2 separate regions of the Mus musculus genome follow, and region 1 is linked to region 2. Evidence: chromatin loops called from intact Hi-C (ENCODE). Cell type or tissue: left cerebral cortex. All regions are shown on one strand.

Region 1 (8,000 bases), 310 kb before region 2:
TATGGAAGCATGGTAAATTGTGTAGCAAAGAACTAGCAGCACTCAAACCAGACTCAGTCAGCAATTGGAGCATGGTTATAGGCAAAGAACTAGCTATAGGTAAGAGACCAGACAGTAGAGATAGCAGGAACACACAGGCACTGTCCAGGGGTGAATGTCAGGTCAGAGTTAAGTTTTGAATCAAAGTTTAGAGAACAGATGGGGATTTGGCTCAATGATAGAGCATGTGCTTACTTGTGTGAGGTTCTGGGCTAAATCTCCCACACCAAAAACAAAATAAACAGGGTTTAGAAAGCAGGAAAACAATGTGGCTATTGGTATAGAAGAAGATAACTTATATGGCACAGTCAACCATTTTGACTAACCTAGAATAGGGTCTGGAAGTCCCCTGCTGTGCCAGACATTAACCTGTCTGGATTTTGAACTTTTAGAGGGGCTCTAACAAGCTACTGTTCACCACATGGAAATATCTAAGCATTTAACAATTAGTTATTTTATACCAGTGTGTCCTGGCTGGAGAACAAATGGGAAGATCACATTGAGAGCTTGAGCTACACGTATGGGGTGTCCAAGGAATGGGATCTAGCATTTTACTTAAGTAAAGGAAACAAAATCAGGCAGAGTCTAAGGATCGTCCCTAGCGGCATACCTGGAACATACTTTTAATGCAAAAGGAACAGCTTGTTCTGACAAAATGCCTTCCCAGACAGAAAGCTAACTTTAGATGTTGAGCAAAGTGTTTCACTTCCATGAGACAGTTTCAGCATCTGAAAAATGAGGTGCTGATCAAACCTACAAGGCACTTATTCTAGGTTCTGATGAAGTAAGTGTCATGAAAGGACTGAGAACCAGATAGTGGCACAAAAGCAGGGTTCTCTCTTAAAAACTGGCTGCTTACTCTCCACCCCTCACTTAAACACTCCTCATGTGTTGATAAGCCAAGCATATGACTAGTAATTTAATAGGAATAAAGAACATGACATAGTGAAAGGAGTCTAAGGTTTATTCTTCATTTTACTATTTCCTAGAACTGTAAATGCTCTGGACTGTATTTACTTCCTCTAGTATTATCTGGACAATCTTATATAAGCCAGGCACTGTGCTGACAAATTCCTGCCCTTACAGGGCAAAGGGATATAAATACATCCTTTTAGAAGGCTGAGTTTCCATGAACACACTGATCCCCCTCATACCTATCACCATTGCCTTGACAGAGTAGACTGTATTTTTAATCGTCTTTTGAAGCCTTTAAGATGAAGTCGTCCACACTTACTGTTTCTCAGTATTTTTAGACAGTTCTTCTCTTTATAGCCCAGACTGATCTTGAACTCATTATCCTCCCGCCTAAGCCTCGTGAGCACTGGGATTACAGGCATGTACCGTTATGCCAGGGAAATGTTAGCGCTCCCCAAGAGCACACACAGGAGCCAATCTGATGCAACTCACAGAAGAGTCTTTTATTCTATTCGAACTAGCTCGCCACCCCCTCCCCCCAACACACCACTGTCACACAGGATGGTTTGGGGGGGGGGGCTAGAACATCTATCAGGGCAAGGCTTTATAGTAAGCAGCAAGCACAGAATACGTGTGCAAACATCTAATTGGAAAGTTCCTGTGGCCTTTAAAATAATTGTCTGGTGCTGGGAGTCAGATCATAAATTTAACTTCTGCTCCCCTCTGCATTGGTGATCATTAGGTAGAAGGTGGGCTTGTAACCTGGGGGTGCAGGTTTGTTGGGGGAATAACCTGGAAACTATGCTCTTGTTGGGGATTAGCTTAGAGACTGGAGCTAGGCTCAGGATCTGTTGGGGGGCAACTTGGAAACTAATGCTATAGCAGCCTGTTAGTTGGGGGGCAACTTGGAAACTAATGCTATAGCAGCCTGTTAGTCTACCTAAGTTCAAACTTAGGTCAGGTTCTCTAAAATAGAGTCTGAATTTAAAAGCTTTGGCATCTCAGTACTACCATGCCTAGCTTTGTAAAGATTTTTTTTAAAGTACACACTCCCTGGCCTCATACTTTGCAAAATGCTGGTCAATTCTTTAAAAAGCCAGTGTTCAGAGTGGCAACGGATTTATATAATATTTGTTAATTTTTCTGATAAGCATTTCCACTGTGCCAATTTCAGGCCACCAGGGTGAGTCTCACAAAGTTCCTAAAAATTCTATAACAATTAAACCTAACAAATCAGCTATGGCACATAACTGGTTCTACCCTAGAACTAAAGAATAAAAACCTGCAGGCAGGAGGTATGGAGACAGTGTTGTTGCTAATGCTGTTCTAAAAGGGGACCAGCAGGAAAACCAGTAACAGTTTTTCTGTGTAGCCCTGGCATTCCTGGAACTCGCTCTGTAGACCAGGGTGGCCTTGAACTCAGAGACGTACCTGCTTCTGCACTGGACAACACCCCCCATCCCCAAATCGATGGTCAGAATGCTTGGATTAAAGTCATGCACCACCACAGGGCTGACTTGTTGCATCTTAAAGCCAAGGAACTGAGCTGTGAAATGGTTAAGACATGTGCTCGGCAAGCCTGACCATCTGTTAGGTCTGTGGAAGCCACAGCGTTGCATCTGAGCCACACACTTGCTGCCATCTTCCCGTGTTCTGTTCGACTGACTTGCAAAGATCACAACTGTGTTTGTTGACCTCTGACATTCTCTCATAGGAGGAACATGGAAGGTCATGGGACTCTCACCTGAGTATTCAGACACCTTTCCCAACCAGTTGTATCCAATTCTGCCCTAAATAGTCTCAAGGTCTCAGGGACTGTCAGGTGGAAAGGACCAGGGGTCTCTGTCAACACAACCGTGGGTGAGTCATGGGTGAGGGTGTGGCAGCCCCTCATCCATTGCTGTAAGCAAGCTTAATAAACCATTGGTTCCCCGATGAACTTTGGTAGAGCAATGCCTCAGCTTGGGATTGCAGGAGGATGGGGTAACTTGTCTATATGTATTTTATGTTCTCTATATTTATATAGGCATAATATTTTTATATTGTCTCTATATAGACATAAACAGTCTCCTCCAGTGAAGGAATTTTAGCAATACTCAATAGACACACATGTTGCCCTCCATAATAATACAGTTTTTAATTAAAAAACCCGAGGAACTGATTATCAGTAGAAAAGATAATATTACAAGTGCACAGTAAGCACTATAAATAGGTAATACTATATATATGTATATGTATACATATATGCAGAATAAGGATTATAGATAGAAGACACCCAGCGAAAGCTCCCCACAGCAACTCAGTTTCCTCTGAGCTGGACTATGCCTCTTCAAAAGCTGTTGACTGAGGACATTTTATTTTTCAGAATTGCAATTGTTTTAATGAAATTTGAATCAAGCTTTAGTCTTTGAGGAAGCAGCTGATTTAGTTGTTTTGGTTTTACAGTTCCAGTGTTGGGCATATTAGACAAGCATTCTATCACTGGTATGTCCCCAGCCTCCCTCCACTTACCCCCTTTTAGACAGGTTCTCTCCATGTAGCTTAGGCTGGGCTGGAACTCTATTGTATCACAGGCTAGTCTAAAAATTAGGATCCTCTTGTCTCTGTCTCCCAGGATCATAGGCGTTGTACTAGTTTATATTTTGTAGTAATTTAAGGAAAATATTTAGGCTAAACAGATTTCAGCAGTTAGGAGTAAGTACTGCTTTTGCAGAAGACCTGAGTTTGATTCTCAACTCCCACATCTGGCAGCTCACAACCATCTGTTAACTGCAGAGCATTAACACATTCTTCTAGCCTTCATGAGGACCTGCACTTGGATCTCACAAATAATCTAAAAAACAAAATGCTTCATAAATAGCGGGTAACTCACAAAAATTTCCTGTTGCTTCAACTGATAGGCAAGAAAGCTTTATTTAGGTTTTCTTTTAATCCTGTCATAATAGGAGTAAGATATGACTTTGACTTCATTTGCAATTGTTGCATACTTTAACTTATTTTTACTTTACTAGATGTTATATTTTTATAAAGTATGAATAGGTTGAATTTTTGGTCTGGCTCCTGATTCCAGCCAGTATCAACATTCTTTCTTGGTGTTCTGTCCTGTTCCTTGTGCCCACATGTTCAGCTAGCTAGTCACCAGAATTGGAAGAGGTGCTTGAAGATGACTGCAGATTCTTTGCTGCTGCTTCCCCAGAAGAGGAATCTAGTTCCTCTCCTGGAATCTGGGTTGTCCTTTAATGCATCAAGAGAGTGTAACATAGTGGCATTACACTATTGCCAGCTCCAAGCCTAGCATCCTTTTAGAGCCCTGGGCTGCTATGCAAGAAGCCAACCCTGAAACTACTCTCCTTTGAGGGGGCCCAAGCCATATTAGAGCTCACATTAGGCACTGCAATGTACCTTCAGTTTTACAGCCATCCAGGTCAAAACAACAGTTGTGAGACTGAAGCTGCTTGGATCTTCATGTATTCGCTGTACAACAGCACTGAGTGAATAATAAGTATTGAGTGAACACCCAGCTAAGTGCTCCTGGGATTCATTTGTTACAAACCAATTAATAATCTATGCAACTGGTTTCACCTCCATTTTCTTTGCTCCTAGGAAATAGGCTAAGCTTTCTCTTAACAAGTAATCCAAACACTAGGAATGGTACCTGTATTAAGCAGAGTTTTCTAGAGATACAGAACCAACCGAATTCACACACACACACAAAGCATGTTCATAGACGTATATTCTCTGGTGCAACACAGCACACAGGACCAAGTTCTCAAAACAGTAGATGGGACGTGTTAGCAGTTCCAATCTAGTGCAGAAAGCCTGAGAGCTCCCTGGAGAGCCACTGGTCTATAAGGAATGACTGAAGACAATGGAGTTTGTTGTCAGTAGATGGCAGCAAATATAGATGAATCATTCAAATAGAAATGAGCCGGGGCAAGCATTTGCTGCTTTCCTCTGGCTTCTTCCTTTTTCAACTGGGATGCCATTTGGGAGGGACCGTCCACACTTAAGAGTGGATCTCCCCACTCCCTACTTGCTCTCACATGTTAGTCCTCTCTGTACACATCTCCACATTCACTCAGATGCCTTTCACCAGTTCTAGACACCTTTAAATCCAGCCATGGTGACAACCAGTAGAGTTGTCACAGTGCCTTTACATCCTCCTGCTTCCACAGACCAGAAGCACAGCACTATCTTTAGTTCCAAAGTGCACACTTCCTCTTAAAAGGCCACTATTGATTTTTTTCCTGACACCCCCTAGCCCCCCCCCATTATTAGTTTATTGCCAAGGGCAGAGAAAACTGATAAATTATATCTACCATATCTAGTTAATGGATAATCCAGTTTCCTGGCTATAGAGCTGTCATGGTAGGATACCTAGCATTGTGGAACCATAACAGTAAGACTACTTGATAGCTTTAACCCCCAATTCTACCTTTGTTCCAGCAATGCACAACTACTCAATGCTCCTCAAATGTGAAACTTGTTTCCACTTATTCTTGTAAAAGTAACTTTTATTCTCCTATAGTAATTGTCATCTCTTATTTTTACTGCCTTTTTCTGCTAACCTAGGCCTAGTCCTAGAAGCCTCTAGCCTCTATAGAATCTTATCTAAGCCTAGAATGTTGTCACTGCTAAATAAGCTCACCCTTTCTAGGTCTTTCTGAACTCTGGCTGGCTAGTCAACTCAGCTGTTCCTGGCTCAAAACTTGGCTTTACATTAATTGATTCAATCTGGCTTCTCTCAGCTTCTCCTAAATTGCTCTGTTTTGTATAATACAAACTTTGGCAGTATATTCTGATCTTTTGGCTCCTTATTCTCTGGTTTGTTCTGTCTTCACCTGTGTCTACCATGTTCCCTCTCTGAAACCTCTCTTTATAACTGTCCTGGTAAAACTGCCTCCTTTCTACTTCCTCTCTCTCTGCACTGCACACTTAAGTAGCTTCCCTTTCCTCTCTCCTTTGAGAGTTGGGCAGATCCTATTCTGTCAAATATTTCTCTGATTCATCACTTTGTTTGCCACCAATTAGATATCACTTTCAAACATGGGTGCTTCTTTCTACAAACTAAATTTATCTTCATTGTTTGGGATTCAGGGTAAGTCTGTATTCCTGCCAGACAAATTAAAGTTGTGTGCTAATGCTGAGCCATATCATGACTAGAAACAGGTCTTTTTTTTTTTTTTTTCCTTCAGTAAATAACACAATCTTGAGATACACAGTGTGATCAGATAGCCTGTAACATTTTCGGTTCTTTGTGCCTCTGCCTGAAATAAGTCTGCTTTTACTACTTGACAAAACTTTCTAGTTCAAGCCCAACGTAAAAGTTAACTTAGCTAAAACACTTTCCAATCCTAGAGTTATTTCTTCCTCTGATGCTTCTATGCTATACTGTCCAACTTTGCTTTGGTCCAAGTGAGGCAATTAACATTTTTAATAGAACTTTCTCCTTGAGTTACAATGTGAAATATCCAAGGATAAGGATCAGTCTTATTTACTGGCTAGAAAATAAGACATTGGTGAGTTGATATTGAATGTATGCATACAGAAATAAAAACAAGTAAATTGTTTGCTTAGCCAAAAGGAAAGCCTTAGGGCCCAAATCACCTCCTGAAAAAACAAGCAACACAACAAAGTTCTTCAAACTTGTTAAAGCTAACAGGTTGCAAATACATAGTCCATACTTGCTGGAAATGTATAACCAGTTGGTTTTAAGTGTTTGCCTATAAGAAATCTCACTAGTTAATCACTACAGCCACTTGATTTTGCCTCTTCCTCTAGTCCCATCTTGTACCTAGGGCACTGTGATGACAGGTGGGATTAGGCATGGTTCTTGAACTAAAACAAAACAAAACAAATCAAACAAACAAAAAAAAACCTTACAGTTTAATGGTGAAAGATAAATGAAGAACCCACTCATAACCTAGAAACAGAACTGGATGGTGCTAGAGTAAAGATAGAATTGGAGGGAAACAGATATTTCCAGGTGATAGAAGAAATAGCATTAATGTCTGGCATTTGAAACCAACTTTGAGCTGGGCAGTGGTGGTGGTAACACCTTTAATCCCAGCACTTGGGAGGCAGAGGCAGGCGGATTTCTGAGTTCGAGGCCAGCCTGGTCTACAGAGTGAGTTCCAGGACAGCCAGGGCTACACAGAGAAACCCTGTCTTGAAACACACACACACACACACACACACACACACACACACAAGAAACAAGCTTTGAAGACTGGTGTGAAGATTAAATGATTATTATATTCTGTATATATTGATTAGTGGTGGAAATTACTACAGTGGAAATTATTCCCTAACCAGTTTTTTCCCAAATAACCACACAGAGACCTTTTAATATTTCAAAGCCTTAGGCCTTGGCTGGGTACACTCTCAACTAGCTCACCTGTCTTAGTCAGGGTTTCTATTCCTGCACAAACATCATGACCAAGAAGCAAGTTGGGGAGGAAAGGGTTTATTCAGCTTACACTTCCATACTGCTGTTCATCACCAAGGAAGTCAGGACTGGAACTCAAGCAGGTCAGAAAGCAGGAGCCGATGCAGAGGCCATGGAGGGATGTTCTTTACTGGCTTGCCTCCCCTGGCTTGCTCAGCCTGCTCTCTTATAGAACCCAAGACTACCAGCCCAGAGATGGTCCCACCCACAAGGGGCCTTTCCCCCTTGATCACTAATTGAGAAAATGCCTGACAGTTGTATCTCATGGAGGCATTTCCTCAACTGAAGCTCCTTTCTCTGTGATAACCCCAGCTGTGTCAAGTTGACACAGAACTAGCCAATACATCACCTAAGTTAAACTAACTACCTAGCTCCAGCCAGCCAGAAGGTGATGAGTTACACTTTCTAGGCCTGTGATCATATCTGTCTCCTCCCATGTCCTGGTGTAAAGGCTTTCTGCCTTCTTCCTCCCAGAGTTCCTTTCTTCCTCCCAGGAAGTCCTACCTTCCACTTCTTACCCAACTTGTTGACTATTGGATTTTTATTAAAGCCAATTAGAGAATGCCTTAGGTAGGTGAAGGACAGAGACACAGTACAG
Region 2 (8,000 bases):
TCTTCCTTCCTTCCTGCGTCAAGTATCTCTGCTATATCACCATCTACTGCTGGACACGCTGTGCTGTGCTGCTGGGAACAGACAAGCTATCCTGTCCTCAAAGAACGGACAGTCTAAGTTGTGTATAGTGGTGCACTGTAATCCCAGCACTCAGGAGGCAGAGGCAGGTGGATGTCTGTGAATTCAAGGACAGCCTGGTTTACATAGTGAGTTCCAGGACAGACAGGGCTACACAAGGAAACCTAGCCTGGAAAAAAAAATGATAAAATTCCAGAGAAGACAAACCCACAGTAAGTACTAGATAACAAGGCCAAAGCTACTCTAGAAGATTAAAAAAAAAAAAAAAAAACAGGCAGGGGCCAGGAGCTGCCTGGAAGAATACCTAAGTTTCCCCCCCCCCCCAACATAAACAGATAAGTGGTTCGTGTGCCAGTTAGGCATTTTGACAACAATTTTACAAAAAAGCAACTCACTCCACTTAGCTCAGCTGTTTTATTCTAAGATATAATATATCCCAGAAAGGCCTGAGGAGCAAGACAACATTTTGGCATTTTCACCCTAATGCTTAGTCATTAGCATGACTTAGCTGTTTCCCCGGGCTGGGGCCTCATTTAGAATTATCAGTTGCTTCCTTTCTTTAAAATTAAAATGTTTGTTCTTAGTATTGTTTTTCTTCGGTGCTGGGGAGTCTCACATATGCTAGGTAATATTCTACAACTGAGTTTAGTCTCTGTGTTTCATTTTCTTCTTTGAGATACTGAGCTTACAGTTTCTTTTTAGGTAAAAACCTTGGGTCCCGTTCTCACCCTTCCCATTGTCTTGCTTGCCTGCTTGCTGTTGTGCCTTCTTTCCTTTGGCAGTGCTGAGATGGTACTTAGGTCCTCCAGTGCTGAGTAAGCACAGTGTCAGGGATGGAGCCTAGCTCCTCCCTCCAGTGCTAAGCAAGGACTCTCCTGGTGGACTATATCCAGCCCTTTCCTCTTTCAACTTTAGACTTTTAGAGAGCAAAAGATAATGTGCCTGAGTATGGCGGCTCTTGCCTTTAATCCCAGTACTGAGGCTGAGGCAGGAGGCCTGCAAATTCAAGGGAAGCCTTTTACTACACAGTGAGTTTGTGCTGGCTGGCTTTCATGTCAACTTGACACAAATTAGAGTCCTTTTAGAAGGGAGAATCCCAACTGCAAAACTGTCCTGCCAGATTGGCCTGTGGGCAAGCCTGTGGTGCCTTTCTTGACAATGATGTGAGAGGGTCCATCCCATGGTTGGTGGTTCCACCCTGCGTAGGTGGTCCTGGGGTGTATAAGAAAGCACGTTAAGCCAGGTGGTGGTGGCACAGGCCTGCCTTTAATCCCAACACTTGGGAGGCAGAGGCAGGTGAATCTCTGAGTTTGAGGCCAGCCTGGTCTACAGAGCGAGTTCCAGGACAGCCTAAACTACATTGAGAAACCCTGTCTTGAAAAAAAAAAAAAAAAAAAAACAACAACAAGAACAAAAACAGAAAAAAGAAGGAGGAGGAAGAAGAGGAGGCAGGTTGCCCAAACCATGAGGAACAAGCCAGTAAGTGGTGCTCCTCCAGGTTCCTCCTCGATTGAATTCAGCCTTGATTTTCCTCAGTGATGGACTTTGATGTGGAAGTGTAAAGTTAGCCAAAAAAGCACAGGGTGAGAGCCTGTCTCAGAACAGCAAACCCCAGGTGTGGTGGCATAGTCCTGTAACCCCAGTGCTCAGGAGGCAGGGAAGGGAAGAGCAGGAGTCCAAGGCCAGTTTTGCTTACATAGTGAGTTTGAGGCCAGCCTGGGCTATATGAAGTTTGTCTCAAGGAAACAGAGATGGGGTGTGGGGTGGGGGTGGGGGAAGCAGCTGGATGTCCCTGCAGGCAAAGGGCTTGCTGACAGGAAATGGAAGCTTAAAGACAGAGTTGGAGTCCTAGAATCCACAGACAGGTGGAGGGAGAAAGAAGAGAATTGACTTCACAAAGCTGTTCTCTGACCTCCACAAAAATACCGTGCATACACACATATACACACACTAAATAAAATCAAATGAGGTTGGGACAGAGGGAGGGAGGGAGGGAGAAGGAGGGAGGGAGGAGGGAGGGAGAGAGAACGAGAGGGAGGGAGAAAGAGGAAGGGAGAAAAGAAGGGAGGGTGAGAGAGAAAAAGGGAGGGAGGAGAGAAAGAGGGAGGAAGGGGAGAGAGAAAGAGGGGGGAGAGAAAGAGAGGGAGGAAGAGGAAGAGAGGAGAGAGAGGGAGGGAGGGAGGGAGGGAGAGAGAAGACAGAATCTGAACCTACAGTTTCTGTGCCAGGCATGTTGTAAGTCAATAGTCAGGTTCCAGTATGGTTTTGAGGGTGTAACTCAGTGGTAGAGTGCTTCCCTACCACAGGTAGAGGCCCTGGTTCAATGTCATACACAGAAAATAAATAAATCTAGAACCTTTTGTTGTTGTTGTTGTTGTTTGTTTGTTTTGTTTTGTTTTGTTTTTAAAATAAGATGTCTCTGTAGCCCTGGCTGACATGGAATTCATTCTGTAGACCAGGCTGGACTCAAACCCAAAACCTCTGCCTGCCTCTGCCTCCCGCGTGCTGGGATTAAAGGCGTGTGTCACCACACCTGGCTGAAAACATTTTATGAATAGCAGGATATTTATTTTAAAAGCTATGGCCAGGCGGTGGTGACACACGCCTTTAATCCCAGCACTCGCCAGGTAGAGGCAGGCAGATTTCTGAGTTCGAGGCCAGCCTGGCCTACAAAGTGAGTGCCAGGACAGCCAGGGCTACACAGAGAAACCCTGTCTCATAAAAACAAAAACAAACAAACAAAAAACCAACCAACCAACCAAACAAACAAACAAAGCTATGGAAAGCTGGGCAGTGGTGGCGCAGCCTTACTAAGATATAGACTAGATAGGAACTACAGATGAATACACTGTCACAGAGTGGGATGGTTCTCTGGCTTCTGATTGGCTGGCCCCAACGCCCAGCTTTTCCACTATCTTACTTCCGGAGCAGAGAGTAAAAGGATAAAATTAGGAGGGAAGACCAAGGACAAATGGGGAAGAGTCTTGTATGCCATTCTCATTAGCTCAGGTTTTACTCTGGAGCCTTTAAGAAGTTAATGGAAATGTATGAGCCAGAAATATCTTGGACAGATAGATATATTTGTTAGCAAATTCAAGTCTTACTCCTCTTTAACACTTAGAATTCCTCCAGGGCTATTTAGCCTGTTTGGGAGAGTGACACTGCCCAAGTCTTCTTTTCATATTCTGCCCTCTAGTGGTAAGAAGGAAAACAGTTATTTCAGTAACCACCACTGGGAAAGGATTTTGTTTGCTGCTTTGTCTTTTTTAAAAATTGAGGTAAAGGGGCTGCAGAGATGCTCAGCAGTTCCCAGCACCTAAATGGTCGTTCACAACCATCTGGAGCTCCAGTCTAGATACCTTCTTCTGATCTCAGGAAAGAGATGATGCCTGCTTTCCTCACACTCAACTTACCAATCAGCTATTTTTACATTTATTTACTTATTTACTTATTTATTTAGTGTGTGTGTGTGTGTGTGTGTGTGTGTGTGTGTGTGTGTGTGTGTGTGTGTGTGTGTGTAGGTCATATGACAACGTGGAAGAGTTGGTTCTCTTTCCATCATGTGGTCCTAGGGATCAGGCTTGGAGGCAAGTACCAGCAGAACCATCTTCCTAACACTGTTTGTTTGTTTGTTTGAGACACTGTTTCTCGTTTAGTCAAAGCTGACCTCCAAAGCCATATGTATCCAAGGCTAACCCTGAACTCCCTATCCTTCTGCCTCTCTGCCTCCTAGGTAAGGGGATAACTGACCTAAGTCACCTCGCGCAACTGTACACCAACTGATTTGCTCTGAATGTCAGTAACTCCTGTTTCTCTCAGAAAGACTCTCAGCTGAGACCTCACATTCGTTTCAGGATCTCCCGCAGCTCCTGAACATACACTCACCACCTGGTTTCTCACACTCACCCCCACTCCCACCTCACCGCACTCCACCATACCTCCCCTCCCCACCTTCACTGTCTTGGCTGCTTTTCCATTCACGGACTAGGCAGATTTTTCTCAACCGGCGGCCATGAGCAGTCAGCAAAGGATGGGTCTGCTGCCACCAGGTGGTACTGTAGTGAAGTGCACATTTTTCTTGGAACCATTTCCTCTCAGAAAGTTCTTACAACTTGGTGGTTTTAGTGGCTGACACCTGCCTTTCTACATCTGAGTTGTAAAAGGATAGTGCTCTCCTAGGCTCAAATCTAAAGAATGAATTTGGAGAAATAGAAATCAAGAGTGGAGTCTAAACCGGGCGTGGTGGTGCACGCCTTTAATCCCAGCACTCAGGAGGCAGAGGCAGGCGAATTTCTGAGTTCGAGGCCAGCCTGGTCTACAGAGTGAGTTCCAGGACAGCCAAGGCTACACAGAGAAACCCTGTCTCGAAAAACAAAAAACAACAACAACACCAAAACAAAACAAAACACAACAAAGAGTCAGTCTGGATAGATGGCTCAGAGGTAAAGAACGCTTTCTGCTTTTGCGGAGGACCTGGGTTTTGTTCCGAGTAAGTACCTGGTCCCACAACCAGCTGTTACTCTAGTTGCAGAACACTGAATTCTTTCTTCTGACCTCCGAAGACAGCAGGCATACATCTTTTTATACACTCATGAAGTAAAAATAAATAAAAATCTTTAAACTTTTCACATAATCGCAGGAGCTGCCCCCTCCCAGACACAGATGCACAGCGAATTCTTCATTACTGACATTGCACGGGTATGAGCAACATGCTCACAGCAGCTTCAAGAAGGGCAGGCCTGCCAAAGCATTTTCCCTGTTTCATTTGAAAAGAATTCTCTTCCCCATACCTTTACCCTCAGTCCTTTGTCCAAAGTCCCTGTGTCTCTAAGACAGAACTATGCTGATGGTAGAAGTAGAACAATCCACTCATGTCAGAGCTGGCAAGACGGCTCAGGGGTAAAGAGCCATGTAAGTTGACTGCCTTAGCTGGATCCCTGGAACCCATAGCAGACAAACAGAAATGACTCCTAAAAGTCCTCTGGCCTTCACCTGCAAACTGAGGCATGTGCTTGTACCACAAAAATGCTAATAATAAGTAGAATAAATTTAAAGAAGGAAATGTTGACTGGGAAAAAAATCAGGATCTCTCCTCAAAAACCCCAGTTGTTGGGGCTGGAGAGATGGCTCAGAGGTTAAGAGCACTGACTGCTCTTCCAAAGGTCCTGAGTTCAAATCCCAGCAACCACATGGTAGCCCACGACCATCCTTAATGAGATCTGACCCTCTCTTCTGGTGTGTCTGTAGACAGCTACAGTGTACTTATATATAATAATAAATAAATCTTCGGGCCAGAGCGAGCAGAGGTCCTGAGTTCAATTCTAGCAAATACATGATGGCTTACAACCATTTGTATAGCTACAGTGTACTCATATACATAAAATACATAAATAAATCTAAAAAAAAAACCAGTTGTTCTAAACTCTCTATGGCAACAGTCCTTTGGCATCTTCACCAGGTTTAAAGAAGTTGGGTCACTGGTCCCCTCGGTCCTTCACTCAGCACCCAGTGACAAGGTGGCCCTGTAAATCCTAGACACCCCCTAGAAGGGAGATTTTGTGACTGAGCACTGTGCTTTTCTTTTCTTTTCTTTTCTTTTCTTTTCTTTTCTTTTCTTTTCTTTTCTTTTCATTTCTTTGGTTTTTTGTTTGTTTGTTTTGTTTTTGTTTGTTTGTTTGTTTGTTTTTCAAGACAGGGTTTCTCTGTGTAGCCCTGGCTTTCCTGGAACTCACTTTGTAGACCAGCTTGGCCTCGAACTCAGAAATCTGCCTGCCTCTGCCTCCCGAGTGCTGGGATTAAAGGCGTGCACCCTGCTCTGATGTGGTTTCTTAATCTAGCACATACCCCACTTATAGTGAATTTACTCCAGAAATTCTCTAAAGCCAGGGGATTTAAGGTTTCAGTAGATTCCTTCCCCCGACCCAAGCTCCATTCACCCAGGAATTGGAGATGGAAATAACCCTGCTTGCTGGGGTAGAGCTGCACACCAGTGCTGCAGAGGTCAGAATGGCGTTGCCATGGGCAGATGTGAGAGTGTCCAACTAGAACCGTCTGTACTGAGTGAATAGACCTCCAAGCTGCTTAGAATCAGAGGTGATGGGATTAAAGCTGAGCTAGTTCCTCCATAGTATAGACGAGGAAACTAGATAGAGTCAACTAACCTGGATGCTTGAGGTTCTCAGAGACTGAGCCACCAACCGAAGAGCATACACTGGCTGGACCTAGGCCTCCCTGCACATGTGTAGCAGATGTGCGGCTTGGTCTTCATGTGGGTCCCAAACAACTGGAGTGTGGGGTATCCCATTAGCTGTTGCCTGTACATGGGATGTGTTCTACTAGCTGGGCTGCCTTGTCTTGCCCCACAGAGACTTGATATGCCATCATGGGGGGATACCCAGAAGGACCCCCACCCAGGAGAAAGGGATGGAGGAGAGGTTGTGGGAGGGGTGACTTGGAGGGGGCAATGAGGGAATATAAAATGAATAAATAAAAAAAAAAGACTTAGTAGGGCATGGTAGCACACGCCTTTAATCCCAGCACTTGGGAGGCAGAGGCAGGCAGATTTCTGAGTTCGAGGCCAGCCTGGTCTACAGAGTGAGTTCCAGGATAGCCAGGGCTATATAGAGAAACTCTGTCTCAAAAAACCGAAAAATAAATAAATAAATAAATAAATAAATAAATAAATAAATAAAAGGATTTTAGGTAAAGGATTTCATCAGGGCTCTAGGGAAAGGTACAGTCAGATGTGTAGTGCAATGCATTTTATACAGACTACCCTTTGCAATAAAAAACCCACCCCACCAGGGCCTGAAGGCCTACCTCAGTGCTAAAGTGCTTACTGAGCAGAGGTCCTGGGTTCAATCTGGGCCCACTAAGACCAGGGTGCTATTCTAGATCCATGAGTCATAGATAAAAGTCCTAAGAACCTCAAACTAGCAACAATGGGCATGTCATATGTTTGGGTATGTATTTCAGCTTGTTCAAATTACACACACACACACACATACACACACACACACACACACACACACACACACACACACACACCAGAGGGCAATTATATAGGCTATCTGTACAGCTCTCTAATTTTTTAAATTAATTAAATCTCAGTACATCTTTTTTGTTTGTCTTTATTTGAGACAGGGTTTCTCTGTGTTTAATGTTGGCTGTCCTAGAACTCACTCTGTAGACCAGGCTGGCCTCGAATTCTGAGATCTGCCTACCTCTGCCTCCTGAATGCTGGGAATAATGGTCTGAGCCATCACACCTGCCTTCAACGCAGCTTGAAAGTCAAATTTGAGTGAAAATAGTATCATTCTCTTTGCTCATGGTGGTATACATCTATAATTCCAGATAATTGAAAGTGCCAGCTTGACCCACCAGGAGACCCTGTCTCAGAAAAGAAGGAATCTTGGTTACAAAAGGCATGCTTTGAAAAGACACCATGAAATATATATATATATATATATACACACACATATATATGTGCATATATATACATATATGTGTATATATACATATGTGTGTATGTATATGTATGTATAAAGCATTTAGGTGGGGACTTGCTTACAGTTTCAGAGGGTGAATCTATGATCATTGTAACAGGGAACATGACAGGGTCCAGGAGACATGGTACTGGAGCAGTAGCTGACACCTAACATTCAGACAAGAACCACAAGCAGAAAGAGACAGAAAGAGAGAGAGAGGAGAGAGAGAGGGAGAGAGAGAGAGAGAGAGAGAGAGAGAGAGAGAGATTGGAATGGGATGGGATGGGATTTTGAAACATCAAAGTCCACCCACTATCACACACCTCTACCTCCTGTAACGAGACCACACCTCTTAATCCTTCCCAAACAGTTCCACCAACTAGGGAGCAAGCATTCAAACATATGAGCCTGTAGAGGCTATTCTCATTCAAACCA

Evidence for each region. A loop is a pair of places that touch in the nucleus more often than their neighbours do. Peaks named below come from ENCODE experiments on the same cell type or tissue, not always from the same donor. Only the 100,000 strongest peaks of a DNase experiment are listed, where the experiment ranks them.
Region 1: a loop joins it to region 2, with 2.3 times the contacts of the local background. A loop is called at or near these places in 10 of 42 quality-filtered maps.

What each region holds. Positions count from the first base shown.
Region 1 is chr11:77,313,036-77,321,035 of GRCm38, forward strand. The region is part of intron 1 of Ssh2 (slingshot protein phosphatase 2); the gene reads left to right. Among named protein-coding and RNA genes, the nearest start is that of Gm24989, 72 kb to the left of the region's middle. In left cerebral cortex, CTCF peaks have their summits at 2,150 and 4,844 (motif pointing right); DNase peaks (open chromatin) are centred at 657, 1,302, 3,620, 4,110 and 1 more place.
Region 2 is chr11:77,626,458-77,634,457 of GRCm38, forward strand. No RefSeq gene overlaps it. Among named protein-coding and RNA genes, the nearest start is that of Taok1, 23 kb to the left of the region's middle. In left cerebral cortex, CTCF peaks have their summits at 3,277 (motif pointing left) and 4,126 (motif pointing right); DNase peaks (open chromatin) are centred at 3,201 and 4,105; H3K4me3 peaks cover 455 bases; H3K27ac peaks cover 544 bases.